Regions from separate parts of the Homo sapiens genome. Here region 1 is linked to region 2. Evidence: read pairs that join two places in POLR2A ChIA-PET (ENCODE). Cell type or tissue: PC-3. All regions are shown on one strand. Links, peaks and the distances in the headings refer to the core of each region. The heading gives the core; the rest is flanking DNA. Region 1 has its middle 250 kb from the start of KLF5. Region 2 has its middle 150 kb from the start of LINC00392.

What was found. Peaks named below come from ENCODE experiments on the same cell type or tissue, not always from the same donor. Only the 100,000 strongest peaks of a DNase experiment are listed, where the experiment ranks them.
Region 1: POLR2A ChIA-PET joins it to region 2 with 5 read pairs; 3 of 35 experiments call an interaction of 5 or more read pairs at or near these places.

What each region holds. Positions count from the first base shown.
Region 1 is chr13:73,304,768-73,309,174 of GRCh38, forward strand. No RefSeq gene overlaps it. Among named protein-coding and RNA genes, the nearest start is that of KLF5, 250 kb to the left of the region's middle. In PC-3, for the core only: no CTCF peak of the experiment used is centred there; no DNase peak of the experiment used is centred there; H3K27ac peaks cover 2,514 bases.
Region 2 is chr13:73,410,757-73,415,163 of GRCh38, forward strand. No RefSeq gene overlaps it. Among named protein-coding and RNA genes, the nearest start is that of LINC00392, 150 kb to the right of the region's middle. In PC-3, for the core only: no CTCF peak of the experiment used is centred there; a DNase peak (open chromatin) is centred at 2,345; H3K27ac peaks cover 3,022 bases.

The sequences.
Region 1 (4,407 bases), core at 229-4,228, 110 kb before region 2:
TGTTAGCAACATCCTTTTAGATCTTTTGATTCCAAATGCCCATGCAAACCTTACATTTCATTCATCAGCCCATACTTGGGTTAACCTTATCTAAGTTAACTGGAACTAATAGAACATCTTATGAAGAAGAGGAGGAAATTATTGCCAAGCAACTTGAAGTTATTTTTTGTTCTTTAATATTAGTGCTACGCTAGTGTGCTTTCAATTCTGAACGGTATCTCCTTAACTCTCTTCCCTGTTCACCCATAACCCAAGGATAAAGCTACTAAGTAGCTCAATAAAAATATTCCTTAATTGGAGAACATATAATGAAAGAGTGATGTTAAAGTCCTTTCATCATAAAGAAGAAGGGAGGAGGAAATAACCTTTCTAGGAGAATGTTAAGTACATTTTCATAGACTTAGAATCAAGACAAAGCTTAAAGATTGAGTTGAATATTCCCCCAGTGGAATTCCCTCTTTCCAGTCCTGCTAGTTGCTCTGTTTGTTCCAAAAGCTGCAAGTGCTTCAAGTGACTTCTGGCTGACTACTTTTGGGATTCCCAGCCCATGAAGGCTTAGTCGTTTTTTTTTTTTTTTTTTGGTTTAGTTTTTTTGTTTGTTTGTTTTGTTTTGTTTTGTTTTGAGTTGCAAGTGACAGAATGTTGATTCAGTGTAGCTTAAACAAAAATAGGAATCTATTGCTTTATGTAAGTGGGTAGACATAGCTGAACCCAGGAATTTAGATTGTCATTAAGCATCTTGTCTTTATTTTTCTCTGAGTGGGTTCAATCTTAGGCATCCTCTTCTCATGTTGTGGTAATGTTAGCTACCAGGAGATATAGGTTTGTATCATCTCTTCAAATGGGATTGTAGTGAAAAGTCTAAGCCTCTTTCTTAAAAGAACTTGGGGGAAAAAATCCCAGGGAAAGCTCTGATTGACTCAGCTTGGGGCACATGTTCACTCCTTTACCAGGAGGATGGGTAACTCTAGCTGGCCTGATGGGTTTGGTCAGTCCCACTTAAACTGTATGAACTTATAATGGGGCAGAGCAGCTTTCCAAGGGTTTTTTTGGTATCTAAACATGTATACATTTACTACGTATTTCTTATTTATTAATTTATTTTTTTGAGACCGTGTATCATTCTGTTGCTCAAGCTGGATTGCAATGGTGTGATCTCGGCTCACTGCAGCCTCTGCCTCCTGGGTTCAAGCAATTCTCCTGCCTCAGCCTCCCAAGTAGTGGGGACTACAGGTGCCTGCCACCATGCCTGGCTCATTTTTTTGTATTTTTAGTAGAGACGGGGTTTCATCATGTTGACTAGGCTGCTCTCAAACTCCTGGAGTCAAGTGATCCGCCTGCCTTGGCCTCCCAAAGTGCTGGGATTTATAGGCATGAGCCACTGTGCCTGGCTGTTTACCCTCTAACTGTAATCCCCAAAATGGAACTCTTCATCTCTCCTTCTTAAATCAGTTTTATTCCCTTCTCAGGGAATGGTTATGCCATCTATCTACCTAGCTTACCAGCACACTTGAAAACATGCTAGATTCTCATTTTCTTAACTTCCATAATCTATCACCAAATTTTTTCAATTTGACTTTAATATTTCTCAAATCCATCTACTTCCAACCAATCTGGTTGTACAATCTTCTTTTTATTTTTAATTTAAAAAATAGAGACAGGATCTTGCTATGTTGCCCAAGCTGGTCTCAAACTCCTGGGCTCAAGTGATCTTCCTGCTGCTTCAATAGCTATTTATTACCCTCAAGATCAAGTGCAAAACTGTTTGCATATCTGAAAAGGTCCTTCATGATTTTACCACTGTATGTACCTAGTGACATAGAATAAAAATTTATTTTACTTGTCAGTTTTGCTTGGTGGTAATTTAAAACTTTATTTTTATAATAATGGATTTGTATGAAGTAGAGTGAAAAATCTGAATAATTTTAAGGTAAAATAATTAGAGTAGATATGTGGCACCTACTGAGATCTAGCACTCTTCTCTTTCTGGGCACATGGATAGATTACACTTCTTGGCCCCTAAACTTGCATGCCTAGTTCTGGCTAATGATTTGTGAGCAGATTATTTAATTGCTGGTGTGAGGCTTTCCAGAGCTCACTTCTTTTTGCCAAAGTGACTTGCAATATTTCAGATAGTGGATTCTCCATCAGGTTGGATATTGGAGTGTGGGTGACATAAAACAGATTCCCCAGTCATCTTGTAATGAACATGAAGTGGGAGTGAGCAGAGTTTTTCTATTTTATGCAAATATTGGGGATGTTTCTTATTGCAGCATAACCTACGCTATCCTGCCTCTGGAAAGTAGATCTATCCCCTCCAATTCCATGGAGATAATCCCCTCCAATTCAGTGGAGGTAATTCCCTCTACTCTGTTGTTAGGAGTAGAAGTGCAGTTTGGGAAGCACTGCTTTGTAGCATCCAGCTTTGTGCAATATGTATATTAGTTGCTCAAGTACTGTTTCTGGAAGAGAATTCATTCTATGTTGAATGATTTAAATGTGGTCTTTTTTGAAGCTAGGAAGATTTTTTTGTCTTTTCTGTAAAATGCTCATAGAGAATTAATTATTAAAGTGTTCTATAACCCATTTCATCTCTATTTTTTCCTTCACAAAAGTAAAATACTGTTTTTTGGAAACATATCATAATTCTAACAAATTCTAATACTATTTAGAAGTAATACACCACATCCGTTTTCCAAGTTTATATTATAAATACCTAAGGAATTTTTATCACATTTAAATGTGTTTCCTTTCCTATGATAGAAATGGGATGTTGCCAACTCTATGAGAAGCACAAAGATGGCTTCCAGCAGATGTGTGTATTACACATATATTACAGTGTCTGTGTTTAAAGTTAATCTTTTCCTGAACAGGTTTAAGAGATCTAAGTGAGTGCTTGTAAATTTGAGTCAGTGTTGGAGAGCAGTAAAAAAATAAGCAAGGAATGAGCAGATTTCAACAAGTGGTTTTATTGCTGTAAAACTACTCTATGCCCACCCCACCCTAAACGTCATTGCAATAGGCAACTGTAGGACTCATAAAGAACTGAAAACACTTAGATTGTACTACAGCAAACTTTGTGATTGACAATGCTGAGACAGGCTATAAAATTCCCCAGTGCTGGTCAAATTCTCTTTCTATTTTAGTAAAGTTTCTCTGCTTAGGTTTGCATATATTTATCCTGAGAGTTGAATCTCCTTTACTGATTTTGGTTGCTACTTATTGTTTCATCCATTCGTGGAACACAAGTTCAATTTTTTTCAAGGCAAGTCTTTCCGTATCTCAAAGTATGGTGACAAGAATTCTATTCTGGGAAGCATAAATTCTGTTAAGATATTAGTAGATTTATTTTCCATATTGTTTAAATAGTCACATTTTTATAAATGCTTCTTGAAAGAGTGGTGCAGTGATAAAGATAAGTTCGTACTGAGAAATGTCATGTTTAACTTTCAAATTTGACCTTTATGTACAACTTCAATTACAGGTATCTTTATTTTTGAATACTAATATTTGATTCATTTTATGACTAGACATTTGATTCAGGAGCAAAACACTCTTTTTTATTTATTTGTAGTATAATTCAATGAATTCAACTGCTTCTTTCTCCAAAAAGTTTTCTCTACTTCATTATATCCATATACTACTAATTGATCAGGTCAATTTTTATGCATGTGCTCTCCATTTCTAGTTCTCCCTGTTTCCCGCCACATATATACACACCTAGTCCAAGTAATGGAAAAGGAAATGATTTAAACCTAATTGTATTGGTGGTAAATTATGTATGTACTATTAAGAGATTTTTATACTGGTGTTTCTTCAGGAAGCTTCCAGATTTTCTCAAATGCTTAAAGGCTCTATCTTTTTGTGGTATAGTAAGGCCTCTTTCATAATAAGCATAATCTCTTTCATCAAAATGGCCTCATAAAATTCCCTCAAGACCAGCACTATATGGTTTTCATCTCCTCCATTTCATAGACCCTAATACAGAAATTTCAAACATTTAAATAATTAAAAAAATTAAATCGATCAGAATATTTTACCTTTTTCTCATGAAGCTTGTTTAGGTGACAATAGTTTTAATATTTTAATGAATTAAAGCTTTAATTCGCTGGTTTTCAAGCTGAATTTCTATGATCATAAGTTCCATAAGAGCCATATTTTCATTGGTACTTGTCATCATTATTAAGAATTCAAGATGCTGCTCATAGTGCCTAGAATTTAGTCAAAGTATAGTTCTTCTTTTGCAGCAGAATGTGAGGGGATGGGAGTAGTTCACCCTGGGTGCAGGCAATAAGGGGTTGCAATGTCTGTAGAGAACTTAAACCAACTGAAAGCCAGTCTACTTTTCATTATGGACATGTACCAGCACTTCCAAACAATGTCAGTAATAAATAACTCCTCTCCATT
Region 2 (4,407 bases), core at 150-4,149:
CTCACTTATAAGTGAGAACACACAGTGGTTTTCCATTCCTGAGTTACTTCACTTGGAATGATGGCCTCCATCCTTCCTCTTTTTTTATTGGCGACAACAGTCAACTGTGGCTCATTTGAGAGTAAAATTATCTCTTGTTCCCAAGTCATCAAAATAATCACATGCTCCCATAACTAACACCATCTTAGGCATCATCAACATCATCAACAATCTTTACTAAACACCTAGATGTGCATGATACTGTTAGGTTTGACCTATCAGAAGGAACTATTTCCGGATCCCTGAAACTTGCCTAGAGCTTTCTTTAACACTCAGAGAGTATGCTTGAAATAGAAAAATCGTTCACTTGGCTTTGTCAAGCAATCAGGCTTAGATCCCTGGAGTAGATATCCTTTTCCCTGACGTTGCTGCCATGTGTTGTAGGAGTAAAGCAAATACAAAAGATGGTAGAGGAGGCATCTCTCTACTGTTGACCAAAGGACCAGGAATTTCCCAGCTCTGCAGTAACTGAACTCTCTAAAGAAGAGCATGACTAATTCGTATGAATATTACCTTCTTTAGCTTTCATAGAAGCCTCTAAAGCATGACACTTAATTGTTTTTCTTATTAGTTCAAAAATAAAACATGTTGAAGATATTACCATGGCTACTCCTTTAATTAATAAAAAGGCTGTGTTGAGTTTAAAAACAACTAACTCTTTTCATATCCAAGTTACTTTTAGTAGCTATTATAAATTATTACCTTCCTTTACATCAGAAGTTTCTTATGACTAAAGGCCGAGCCAGCCCCCATGATGCTCTTTAACAATGACTCTTATGTTTCTTTTGGTAAACTCATAATGTTAATTACACTGTGCAACAGATGGAGCGCCTTCCATCAAGGACCTCAATGCACCTTAGAAACATCATGAGTCATCAAAGCCCTTCTGTAATGGAGGTAAATATCCATGGCCACAATTTTACAGTTAAAGAAGCACGAAGAAGGTAAGTGTCTTTGTTTTTTAAAGCCGAATACATTTTGGTAAAACAATTTATCATTTAAGAAGGCAGAGAAACTCGAAGAATATTTACTGAACAAAGAAATGAATGAAATGGTTCATCAGCAAGATTTGGTTCCCTCTCAATAAATACCTGAACGATATTAATTATTTTGATGAGCGATGGGTAAATAAATCAGAAGCTATCTACTGCCAGCTAATCAGTCTTTATAATGACTGGTGTGGAAAATGGCTACTTGACTACCATAGTGATAGAGCAAATCTAGATAATAAAAATGGCCACTTTTGTAACATGATACAGAAACACTGAAATTTTGAGCTAAAAGATTCTAAAGGTTGTCCAGTTAAGCACTTTAACATTTTAGATGAGAAAATTGAGATCCAGAAATGTTAATAGGTGGCCTGCATGAAATCATTTAGCTTTTGAAACCTTAATTTAATTTAATACTTCTTCCTGTTTCAGAAAGTATTTACTTGGCTCGGTCTCTCAGCTGGTTAGTGGCATTGATAACTAGAATCCAGGCTCCTGACCTTAAGTAATCCATCTTCCCGCCAAATTTCATTTAAAAAAAAACTTTTACAAATGATTGTCTTCCTACACCCTAAGTATCATAAAAAACATATAAAGTGAAATTTGTTAGGAGGTTACTTTTGTTACACTTTTCTTTAATTGATGGGGAATCTGATATTCAGGAAATTGAAGGGAATCACTCAGGGTCCCATGGCTGGTTACCAGCATACAGAGGCCTAGAATCCCTACTTCCCCTCTTTTCCACTACTTCAGAATCTGGAACTTTCATCTGTTAATCAAGATACCAATAACCAAAACCACCTATATAATTTCATTCTGATTTTTCTGCAATCTTTGTTTACTAAAAACAAATGAGAAATAAACAAGGTAATATTAGGGATTTTAAAAATGAAAAAGAAAGAAAGAAAATAGAGTCCAGGACATACCATTAGATCAGTAGTAATTGAAATTCCCGTCATTTATTTGATATCTTTCAAACCCGTGAATCCAGATAATGATTATAACTTATTCTAAGAACATTGAAGCATTATAAGATACCAAAGTGCTTACTGACTTTTCAGAGATTAAACTATTTCCATGAAGGTTTCAAGGCTGTACATTTTTTTTTATTTATGATGAAAACTGGCAATCACAGGCAAAATGTATAGTAATCCTCACTGAGCAAGAACATCTAAATAAAATAGCACATTGATTCTTTTTTTTTTTTTTTAAGCGAGAGACAGGATCTAACTATGTTGCCCAGGCTGGTCTTGAACTCTTATGCTTATGCAATCCTCCCACCTTGCTCTCCCAAATTGTTGGGATTACAGGTGTGAGCCACTGTGCCCAGCCTGCACATTGATTCTGAATCATCATTGATGACTAAGTGTTTCTAGCATTTTTATATATTTTGAGTTTGCATCATCCCATTCTACAATCACAATTCTTTAATTAAATGGAGATCACCCAATGACACAGAAGAATGCTTGAATTAGTTTTCAAGATAGTTTTTCCTCTAATTTTTACATAGCCTTTCCTCCTGTGGAAGTTAGCATGCAAATATACACTTTGGACCATCTAGTCTATTTTTTTTTAATTCTAAAGTGAAAGAGCCATGTCATACAAATATTACAATAGGATAACACTTTGCACTGATATGGCATTTTTAATTGAAGTTGGTAAGGACTATGGGCAATTCTTTGGAGAGCCCTGTGAATGAGTGAAACAGACTCCTCCTATTTCCGAGATGGAGAAGGTGAGGACTAGGGGTGGAGGTGAGGAGGAGAATTGTTAAAGACTTTCCTTGAACGCAGTTCTCAAGTTGTCAAGTGCTCCTTGTATGTCTTCAACTTCAATGGCAGACACAGTAGACCTAGGGAGGAAGTATTGGACTGTGATTCTGAAAATATCACCTCTAGACATATTTCCTATTGCTAATATTTATTCTGCTGCCTTTACATCTCGTTTCCTTGACACACGTAATCTTACCGTATGAAAATGATTCCCTGTTACTATATGTATTGGAAATCATTCGTAGAGCTTTGCATTACTCTGTTTATCTCTCTGTGTGTACTAGGGTCTTTGAAAGGTTGTACTGTGGAATTTGTACTGTGAGTTGAATATTAATAAGATAAGGAGAAGAAATAAGTTTTCCCCTTCCTTTATAACCCCACACTGGCCCTGTGAGCAGGAAAACCAGCTCACATGGGTAGGCCTAGACATCCCAGCTCTGCCCTCCGTATCCCGTTAATACCTCATGACAAATGGAGGGGCTGCTTTATGACAGTTTTGGATTTTCTAAGTAAAACATTCAAGAAGTCAGCATCCTCTGCTTTAGTTGAGTGCTTTATTTATTAGGGGAACTATGAAATTTTAGCCTGTTGCTCTCCTTTTTACCTTTTTTTTTTTTAAAGTATAGTTAAGGATTAGCAAAGACTTTTACCACAAGGAACAAAGCATTTCAAACTCCTTAAAGAGATAACACTAATATTCTACTTTATTTCTGTATTTGCACATACAAAAACTAATTTTTGTAGATATTTTTCCTCTTGCAGGCTCTTATCTTCCTCTCCTTGTCTAGGCCCTTAACCTCAGTGTAAAAGAGGCAAATGATCTATAGAAAAATATTTTAGGTGTATATATAAATGAAGCTTAGACTGAGAAAGTTAAGATGGGAAAGTTGACACTAAAGTTTCTTTTTATTTTTTCCTATAGCTGATTGATAGGTAAACTCAGAGGCCATTTTTTAATCAGTGGTTATTGTACTTTACATTCTTACATCTATTACACCATCTGAGAATACCCAAGTGTTTAATGGCAATTGGAATGGAATCTTCATAACATCTTTTCAAATTAAATAGATGGCTTGCATTGTTAGTCTCATTCGTTAGAGAAAGAAAGGATATTAATTGTGAATTACGTGAACCAAAGAACATTGGTAGCCTAACTAGTAACTGAAGTCTAAGTTCAAGTTCTTGCTCTAAAAATTTGAATTCAGGTCAGTTCAACAAACTGGAAGGAGTCTCTACCATGCCATGCACAAGGCTGTAGTATAAGTCGGAAGGGAGAGTAAGGGTTAAATTAAGGTTAGTTTTCAGGCCACTGACTCCAGATTTTAAAATTATGACTGAAATTATATACTTTTCTGTATATTGTGTTCTGTAGTTGGAAAAAAAGTATAGAGAGTGATGAGGTGCCCAATAAATGCTCAGATAAGAGAATGGAGTCAATAATTGGTAACTAAGTTATTTCAAAGTAAGATGAGAGTCAAATTTATTTCTAAGCAGTGGGAATTTTGATATTTATTTACCAAAGCTTCTGAAAATTATTACAACTTCTAAAAGCCATTCTATCAATGATGTTAACTGAATCTTTATCATATGCAAAGCATCGTCCCAGG